Linked DNA regions of Homo sapiens: region 2 is linked to region 1. Evidence: chromatin loops called from intact Hi-C (ENCODE). Cell type or tissue: CD14-positive monocyte. All regions are shown on one strand.

The links. A loop is a pair of places that touch in the nucleus more often than their neighbours do. Peaks named below come from ENCODE experiments on the same cell type or tissue, not always from the same donor. Only the 100,000 strongest peaks of a DNase experiment are listed, where the experiment ranks them.
Region 2: a loop joins it to region 1, with 2.9 times the contacts of the local background. A loop is called at or near these places in 5 of 110 quality-filtered maps.

The regions. Positions count from the first base shown.
Region 1 is chr10:110,277,124-110,282,123 of GRCh38, reverse strand. MXI1 (MAX interactor 1, dimerization protein) reads right to left here. Exons shown (of 6, transcript NM_130439.3): 4 at 2,830-2,944; 5 at 2,039-2,210. Among named protein-coding and RNA genes, the nearest start is that of SMNDC1, 25 kb to the left of the region's middle. In CD14-positive monocyte, CTCF peaks have their summits at 2,327 and 2,526 (motif pointing right); a DNase peak (open chromatin) is centred at 2,553; H3K4me3 peaks cover 344 bases; H3K27ac peaks cover 475 bases.
Region 2 is chr10:109,902,006-109,907,005 of GRCh38, reverse strand. All of the region lies in intron 3 of XPNPEP1 (X-prolyl aminopeptidase 1), which reads left to right. Among named protein-coding and RNA genes, the nearest start is that of XPNPEP1, 19 kb to the left of the region's middle. In CD14-positive monocyte, no CTCF peak of the experiment used is centred here; no DNase peak of the experiment used is centred here; H3K27ac peaks cover 4,287 bases.

The DNA.
Region 1 (5,000 bases):
TGGAAAACTGATAAAGCAAAAACCAAGACCAAGCATTTATCCCACCTTCCCTGTATGAACTTTATTTCAGGATAACCGAAAAGTTGATGAGAAAATGTTTATAGGAGAAAAACAGTTTATAAATACAAGAGGAATGACACAATTAGAAAATCACTATTTTATGACACCCAATGAAATAAGGGCAATAATTGCTAAAACTGTTAAGTTAAAGGCTATACATTTATATAAATGTATTAAAATGACCTTACCTGAACCTATTGATTAATATTAAAAGTGCAACAACAACTACACACAATACTGACATAACAGGAAGTACAAAGCACCACCTATGAAGTATTCTGCATCTACCAACCAGTTTACAGTCAATATAAAGGACATAACATGTTAAATGACACCATGAGGATTCAACCAGCCAAATCTAGGATGTAGGAAATTCTATAAGAAAAATGACTCAGTCTCTTGATGTTTAAAAAAATATGTACATATATACAACACACAGATCTATACCTATATATTCCTTCATGTTTTCTCTGCCAAAGAAGTCTTTTTGAGATGTTATGTAGAAATCAGTTTTTGTTTCTACCAAAACGGTGTAGGGGGAAGAGAAAAAATTATTATAGATTAATATCTTAAAAGGCACATCAAACAAATGCAATGTGGCCTTTGGATCCTGATTTAAACATACCAATGGTAAAATGCCATTTTTGAGACAACTGGAGAAAATGTATCACAGACTGGGTATTAGATGATATTAAAAAAGATTATCTGAATTAATTTTGTGGGGTATTATAATAGCATTATAATTACATTTTTAAAAATCCTATTTATTCAAGATACATACTAAAGTATTTAGGGGCAAAATGATGTTATCTGGGATTTGAGTTAAAGCATTCCAGAAAAAATATTGAGGGTGAGCGTAGTGAAGAACAGATGAAACAAGTTGACAGCTATTCAAACTGAATGGTGGGTATACAGGAGTTCATTATTCTATTCTAAGTATGTTTGAAAATTTCCACTTAAAAAAGTCAAAAACAAAAAACAAAATCAGAGTCCTAAAAACAAACAAACAAAAAAACTCTGTCACTTGTCTCATGTTTTAGAATCCTAAAGAGCTCATGAGCTCCTTTCTCCAAATGTAAGACTTCAAATCACCAGTGTTCACCTCTGGGATCTTTTAATGTGATATGAAGCCTGATGTGGTGGAAGCTTTGGGAAGAACAATCAGTAAAATTCAAACCATTCTTTTTTGGTTGACTTCTGTTCTTTAACTCTGTCAAAGATAAATATTCTAGGATAGATGGAAAGAGAAATAAAGGGTGTTGTACTTTAAAATCTACATATAAAAATTCACATCACCAGTAGTAAAAACTTCGACATCGTGTATCTTCCTGACACAATGGATTGAGAAAGGCACAACATCATTTCTTTTCTTTTTTTTTTTTTTGAGACGGAACCTCACTCTGTTGCCCAGGCTGGAGCGCAGTGGCATGATCTCGGCTCACTGCAAGCTCCGCCTCCCGGGTTCACGCCATTCTCCTGCCTCAGCCTCCCGAGTAGCTAGGACTACAGGCGCCTGCCACCACGCCCGTCTAATTTTTTGTATTTTTAGTAGAGACAGGATTTTACCATGTTAGCCAGGATGGCCTCGATCTCCTGACCTTGTGATCTGCCCGCCTTGGCCTCCCAGAGTGCTGGGATTACAGGCATGAGCCACCGGGCACAACATCATTTCTGTGATATTCCTTACCCCAACTGTATACCCTCAATCTAATCATTTGAAAACATCAGACAAACCTAAATTGAGGGACATTATATAATTTATAATATAAATATATAAATATATTTTTTTTCAAGGAAAAAACAAAAAGTTTTATAGTCCACACTGGCACTGCTGTAGACAATATTATGATTGCATAAAACCTACAATGTTACTCTGTTGGCTAGAAAGAAAGCAAATACAGTGCCTCCCAACATACCTTCCCTAAATCCAGATACAGAGATGTTTAGTATTTCATTAGAGAAGAGGCAAGCTGCCTACCTCGCTCTGAATCAGAACGATCTGAAGAAATAGTTGATCCAATGCTGTCCATTCGTATTCGTTCCATCTCCTGAGGACCCTGCAGCTGTTCCAGTCGCCACTTTAAAAATCTCTGTTCTCGTTCCAAATTCTCGAGCTGGTGCTGGCTTTTTCTTTCAGCTTCTTCAAGTTTCTGAAATGATGAAATGATTTTTACATTTGTGTATAGTCCAGTACAAACAATAAAACTGATTCCTCCTTTAGCAGAGAAAACATGAATGAATATACATGTGTGAGTGTGTATAAAAATATATAAATACATTTTAAAGCCTCCAAAATGAGAATGCATATAAATACATATTTTTAAAAATAAAAAATAGTTTTGTCTTTACTTTTGTGTGTATGTAATGAATGCTATGTTACTTGAACAAGATGGACTTCTAAAAGTCTGTAAAGTAATCTCCACGGAGAAACTTCCTCTAGTATGGTATTTGATGGAAAAATACGGAAGGACACAGCCAAATGAAGTCATCTCCACCAGAGGGCACAACTGCCTTCCGAGTATGAAGAGGGTAATTGTTATTTTCCTAGTGTTCTCAGTTCTTCAAATGGCCACGCTGTCAAAACAATTTAGTTTAATCAGGTTATGTTGTTCCCATCAGATTAGCTGGTAAGTTTTTAGAAAGACTTCTCTTGAGGTCAGTTATTAAGGAGGGCATGGTGAACTAGCTGATGTATATGAATAGGAATCAGTGCCAATAATTAAACCAGAACTGAGGGAATTGTGCAAATCTGAAAGTAAAAATTCTCACCTTGATGTGTGCTTTGGCTTTGTTGAGCAAACCAAGTGTTGTGTGCCGGGTGCAGTCTGGTCCTAGTGGAATCAGAACTTTTAAGCGTTCTAAACAAAGGCGCAGATGAGCTCGTCTAAGAAAGACAAAAAGTCAAATCAGCACAGTCTGGTTATTTCACTAGAAATATCATAAAACCTATTTTAAGATAAACAATAATTTGCATTTATTCAGCCTATAGGATAGATGTCACACCCCTAATTCTCCACTGTCAAAGAATGTAGGGGTGGCCGCATTTCAGTCTCTGCTATTTCTGTTGTACTCTTTAGACAACACTCACTTTAGATTATTATCCCCAATGGTAATCTCTGTCAAGATGGTTTATTTTTTAACTCACCCCATAAACTGTCTCAACTGTATTAATATGGAAGTGTGAAAACATACCAGGACAATTGTATTTGATCTTGAATAACTAAAACCACAGGCGAGAGGAGAGGTTTTCAGCTATGGTACCCCAAGGGAATATAATATGCTCACAAGTTTCTATTTCCCCCCTCCCACCTTTTACTTGCTTGCACGTGTGTGGGCACACACACACACACACACACACACACCCTACCTCTCTACAACTGTAGCCATCCTACAGTGTGTTACATGTTGTTATATATTAGTTTGAACCACATGAAATTTCTGATATTCAACCACTTTTCACTTATAAAAATGTTGATTTCTTATACTCCAATACAACAGAAACAGCAAAATTCTGTGACCAGCTAGGGTAGGGTTAGACAAAATATATGCCCTGTGGTCAATTCTAGCCACAGAAATAACCCATAAAATAATCCCCTGCTTCCTATCTAAGTGTGCTAGCTCGTTAGCTTAATTTTTATTTCTTTTTTCTCTTCCTCTCTCGTCTCTCTCACTACCTGCCTCCAATCCACAAGGACAACAGGTGACAAAAATTACTTACTGAAAGTCATTGCATTCTCTAATCTATCCTTCCTGTGGGAAAGTTGAGGGAAATTTCTCCTAGAAATGCTAGCAGAGAACCTCATGGATTTACCTTCCCTGTGCCCTAAAAGAACTATGATCATGGTGATGAGAGAGTTCTGAGTATTTAACTTCATCCTAAAACAATACTAGTCCACATCTTTGGTCCTGTGTTTCATAAGGGGTAAGGTAATTCAGCAGTTAACAGCATATCTGAAAAGAAAATCCACAAATACGTTCACAGTTTACCCCTAGTCCTTAAAGACCTATAATTGAACTTTTGGTAACTGTCTTAACTGCATCAAGAACAAAACACACACCCTCCATTCTCTTCTGAAAGAGGACTAAAATGGTTTTGCTAATTCACACACCAAACTATGCGCTTTCTCTGTCTTAATAGACAAGAAATAATGTCAAGTGAAATTCTCAAAGGCTAGCAATTTGAAAAGAGAGGTAGGAGAAGGCAATAAGCAGCCAATTATGTCATGACAAGCAAGGATGATTAAGGGTAGTGAGGTCAGAGGTTTGGCTAATGAATTAAGATTCTTCTAGCACCTACTAACCTAACTATAGTTAAAGGTCTGACAGTATTTCCATTTCAAATTTCTTTATTGAGTTCAGTACCTCAGGTCTAATAATTGGGTCCAGGCTGAAACCTGACGTAACTGGTGTGGATAAAGGAATCCCTAAATCAAAGGTATATCAATGGATTCTCCTTAATGATATTTAACAACTTCAAAGTCACTTTCCTCCCCTGCTGTACTACCCAAATGCATAGAACCTTTAACAAAATTTTCATTTTTAACTGGAAAATTTCTTAGGTGAGGATTCTCATGTGACCACAGTGCTCTTGCTCAGCAGACCAAAAAAAGCAAACAAACAGCAACAACAACAAAACACCAGAGTAAAAAGTGCCTTTAAACTCTTCATTAAGATTATTATGGCATATGATAACAACTGCACTCATATAATATGACTGGAGCGTGGAAACAAAGACTGGCAGCTACACTAATAGACAATCCTGCTTTAAATTCAGTCTTCTAAAAAACTCAACAAAGCAACTAGTAAAGTTAACAAGCACATTACCGCAAGAATACCTTGTCAATTTGGTTCAAATTAACTCCAAAACTTCAGTATATGTAAGAATTATCTTTTATTTTTTAGTTTTTAAGAAACTTAAAATGGGCTGGGCATGGTGGCTC
Region 2 (5,000 bases), 380 kb after region 1:
TAATGGAGTTTAGATGTACATGCACATACCTGTATTGTAAGGTAAAATGTGGTAAGTGTGATCAAGAAAATCTGGACAGAAGGCTGTGGAAGTTTGAGGGTGAGAGGGGAAGATGATGAAGAGCTTCATGGCACAGGGGAGACAGTTGAATTGGACCTTGAAGGATGGGTGGAGTTTGGGTAAATAGAGGGATGGGGTGGAGGAGGAGGAAAGAGGTTCTAGGTAAAAGTATTAGTGGCAGCAAAGGCAAAGAAACAGGGAAGCTTCGGATGCTCTTCAGAAACAGTGGGACAGGTTTCCCTGGCAAGAGACCAGGGAAGTAAAAAGCAGTGGTGGGAAATAAAGCTGTTGTTACAGGATTCTTCAGTTGCAGGTAATAGAAACTGCCTTGAGATACCTTGAGCAATAAAAATGCTTTATAAGGATTCAAGGGCAGAGCCACCATATTGGCACAACTCCAGATTGTGAATGGTGCTCTCAGAGTTATGTGTGTCAGGGCCTCAGATAGGGTGTCTTGTGGAACATGAGGGCAGGAATGTAGCAGGCCCTCAAGAAGAACTGGGACGGGAGGGTTTTCAGGTCTTGCTGCATATCAGTTTCTCTTTTTCAGCCAACTGGTTGGGTCATATAAACCTGACAACACCTACATTTATATCTTTTCCTCTCTTACTTTCAAGATACCAGATTGAACTAGAACCTTAATCCCCCAAATTCAAAGTCCAGGATGAGAACTTGATTGGTATATGTAGCAACTTGGTTCTGCATGGTCCTGGTTACTCTGTGTGTGTGCACGTGTGCGTGTCTGTGTCTGTGTGTGTGTCTGTGTGATGTCAGACATGAGTAATGGGGGTCCACCAGTCCACCATGATGGAGGGGGTGGTAGATAAGGGTATTTCTGTAAGTTGAGCAAAGATCACAAAACATGTCCATTCTGGCTGGCTGACTTCCTGCCTCTCCCCAGAGGTCCTGGTCTACATGGTTGCGACAAGGTCAGGCCTGTATTAACCTGGGAACAACTCAACCTCAAGATTGGATCTCTGCCTGGAGACATGGATTTCCTGGCCTTAGGAGCAAATGAAGGGCTTGAAATGAATAAGCAAAGGGATCGGATATTTGAGGCAACAGTATGAAGTTTAGGATACTTTGATGTTTAGAACAGTGTTCCCCAAACTGTGTGTGTTCTTCAGTATTCCTGTTGTGTCTTGTAAGATGCTCTACAAAAAATATATTTGTTAGTTGAGAAAATAGTGAAATGAGCTGAACAGTGTTTTTTTATTGTGGTGAAAAATGTATAATATGACATTTATTTTAACCATTTAAAAATGTACAATACTGTAGTGTTAACTACATGCACATATTGTTGTGCAACAGATCTCTAGAACTTTTTCGTCTTGCAAAACTGAAACTTTATATCCATTAAACAGCTCCTCCCAGTCTCTCTCCTCCCCTCCTATCCCTGGCAACCACCATTCTACTTTCTCTCTCTAAGATTTTGCTGGGCCAGTCACGGTGGCTCACGCCTGTAATCCCAGCACTTTGGGAGGCCGAGGCAGGCGGATCATGAGGTCAGGAGTTGGAGACCAGCCTGACCAACATGGTGAAACCCCATCTCTACTAAAAATATAAAAATTAGCCAGGCTTGGTAGCACGTGCCTGTAATCCCTCTGCTCAGGAGGCTGAAGCAGGAGAATTTGCTTGATCCTGAGAGGCGGAGGTTACAGTGAGCCGGCCGAGATTGCAGCACTGTACTCCAGCCTGGGTGACAGAGCGAGATTCCGTCTCAAAAAAAAAAGTTTGCCTGCTTTAGATAACGCATGTAATTGGAATCATGCAGTATTTGTCTTTTTGTGACTGGCTTATTTCACTTAGTATAGTGTCCAAGGTTCATCCATGTTGTAACATATGACAGGATTTCTTTCTTTTATAAGGCTGAATAATATTCCATTTTATTTAGAGACTTTTTTTTTTTAACCTGTTCATCTGTGGATGGTCATTTCAGTTTTTTCCACCTCTTGGCTATTGTGAGTAATGTTGCAATGAACATGGGTTTGCAAGTATCTTTTTGAGATCCTGTTTTCCATTCTTTTGGATATATGCCCACAAGTGAGATTGCCAGATCATATGATCCTTCTATTTTTAATTTTTGGGGGAACTTCCATACTGTTTTCTGCAGCACCTGTACTATTTTGCATTCCCACCAATGGTACACAGCATTCCAGTTCTTCCACTTCCTCACCAACACTTGCTATTTTTTGTTTTGTTGTGAGGTGATGGCTCATTGTAGATTTGATTTGCATTACCTGATGGTTAGTGATGTTGAGTATCTTTTCATATGCTTTTTGGTCCCATTTGTATATTTTCTTTGGAGAAAATGTCTATTCAAGTCCTTTGCCCCAATGAGTTTCATAGCTGCAGGACTTCTCAGGGCCTTTAATATGCTGATGTGCACTCTGTACCTCTAAGGAGGGGATAAAGTATTCAGCATTTTTCAGACTTAAATGTCCATGGAATTTTCCCAGTTATTTCAGGGGCGGGGTGGGAGACTCTAGTGTTTCATGGAATACCTTTATATGTTGTTCTGTGATAGTACTTTTCATCCGATGATGGGTCTTGCATGTAGAGGTGGATGAAGGGAGAGGTCAGAGTGAGAGGTGTATTCAGGCACCAGCTCACTGGCTGTTCAGCCTGGCAGAATATAGGAAAAGTAGAATATCAAGCTGGAATCGGGGTGGTGGCATGTGAGGAAGCCATGAGGCTGGGTGCATAACTGTTAGATCTAGTAGGCAGTGGGAAGGTAAGGATAGACTTGGTGAGGTTCGTTTGTGTTCATTAGAATAGACAAATAAGATTGGTCAACTTCAGGCTGGGTGTGGTGGCTCACGCCTGTAATCCGAGCATTTTGGAAGGTTGAGGCAGGTGGATCACCTGAGGTCAGGAGTTCGAAACCAGGCTGGTCAACATGTGAAACCCCATCTCTGCCAAAAAATACAAAAATTAGCTGGGCGTGGTGGCTCATGGCTGTAGTCCTGAGTACTTGGGAGGCTGTGGTGGGAGAATCGCTTGAACCCAGGAGGTGGAGGTTGCAGTGAGCTGAGATTGCGCCACTGCACTCCAGCCTAGGCAACAGAGCAAGACCCTGTCTCAAAAAAAAAAAAAAAAAGATTGACCAACTTCATATGAAGCAAAATATCATCTTGACCAAGGACTGGGTGAGGAAGTAGGCTGGCCACTGTGATTTGAGCCTGAGTTATGGTATGAGTCGTAGGTAGCAGAGGAGCTGGGCACTCCCCCATTTAAGAAGGGCAGACCATTGCCTTGTCTTCAAGGAATTTTGTTTTTTCTTTTCTTTGGGCCCCTCTGATGAGCTCTTCCTTGTTTCCTGTCAGTCCTAGGCCTCAGCCTTTGGATGTGGGCTTCATGTCACCTGGATTCTCTGCTGGATTCACCAGTGGCATTTTTAATTTTCTGCCCTTCAAGCATTGGACAGTTGCCCTAGGCTGATTTGATTGCAGTCACCCTGTTAGTGTTGAGCAGATGGTGGTTCCCGCAACTGGAGCACATGATGATTATGTAGCAGTTGGTTTGGGCAGTTCTGTAAGTCCCCTGGCACAGTTGTCTGAAATTGGGGCCCTCCTCCGAAAGGGTTCTCACAGGTCGTCATGGAGCCTCAGCTGAAGACTCCTAATAGCTCTACTATTTGTGAATCTTTACCTCCAGGGGAGGCCTCAGTGTACAGAAAGATTCGACCTGCTAATGTTACTTGAATTAAGAGTTGAAGGTTTCTGGTTAAGGGTGTGTTGGAAGCTTTGTAGTGTTTGTATTTCAATTTCAGTTTTCTTTTGCCTGGAGTTAGGATATTATCTGTGTGTTTACTAGTAGGAGACACCGACATCTTATAGCTGAGTCAAGTTTATCTTGATGTTCTTGGTCCTGGGTGCTGTTCCTTTGCCAGCTTTTTTTGTTTGTTTGGTCATCATAAAGCTGATTTTTGGACACCCTGACTGATACTTAAAAATGTTCTATCTTTGACAGTAGGTGTGGCCTATTACACCCGAAGCAATTCCTTCTGGGAGTGGCAGTGAGGCCATCTAAGCCACAGGGGATGTTCCAGGCTTTCCCTCAGCTCTTTATCTCCTACTAATGATCCTGCAATATCAGAATTAGATGGCTTTTCCCTCCATGAGGAAACTGAGGCTCTAATCTGAGACAGATGTGTTTTGTAGCAACATCCTGAAAATACAAAATGTATCAAGCTTGCTTGGTGTTAGCTGTTGCTCTTATTGCAGAAGTCACTGTTTAGACTTCACAGACTTACATTTTTGCACTCTTGCTGTCCTTCCATCTTCATCACCCCTCTCCACTCTTTCTTTTATAATCTTAACTGTCATTTCTATTGCTGTAGCTTAGCTGTCTGTCTTACATACGTGGAGAAATTGTGTTTTGTTTGTTTGCATGTTTTCTGACTGCTGCTCAGGGCTAGGTCTGGGGCAAATGCAGAGGGCAGGTAGTTAGCATATAGGTAAGCGTATGAGCTCTAGAGCCTCTCTGGGTTCAGATGCCAGATTTGCTACTTACTAGTTGCTTGACATCAGGCAAGTTACATGAAATTCTGAAGTGTCAATTAAACTTTCTGGGTCTCAGTTTCTGCATTCGCAAAAAGGAGATTGTGACAGTGTGGTATGTACCGCATGGGCTATTGTTAGGATGAAATGGGTTCATACTGTAGATGTGAATGCTTGAAGCACTTGAATGCTTGCTGCTTGAATGCTTGATGTCACTTGAAAAGTCTCGTCATATTAGCTGCCGCTATTGTTGTTATTACTGTTGTGGAGATGAATGAGATTCCCTTTGAAGAGATTAAATAATAGGTAAGCCACAGTCATAAATGAGAACACAAAAAGAAACTGGTGAATGTCATGGGAAAGGACCTCATTAGCACTGTCTAAGTAGAATCTGTGAGATACACATGTAATATTCAATGTTCTCATAGACACATTAAA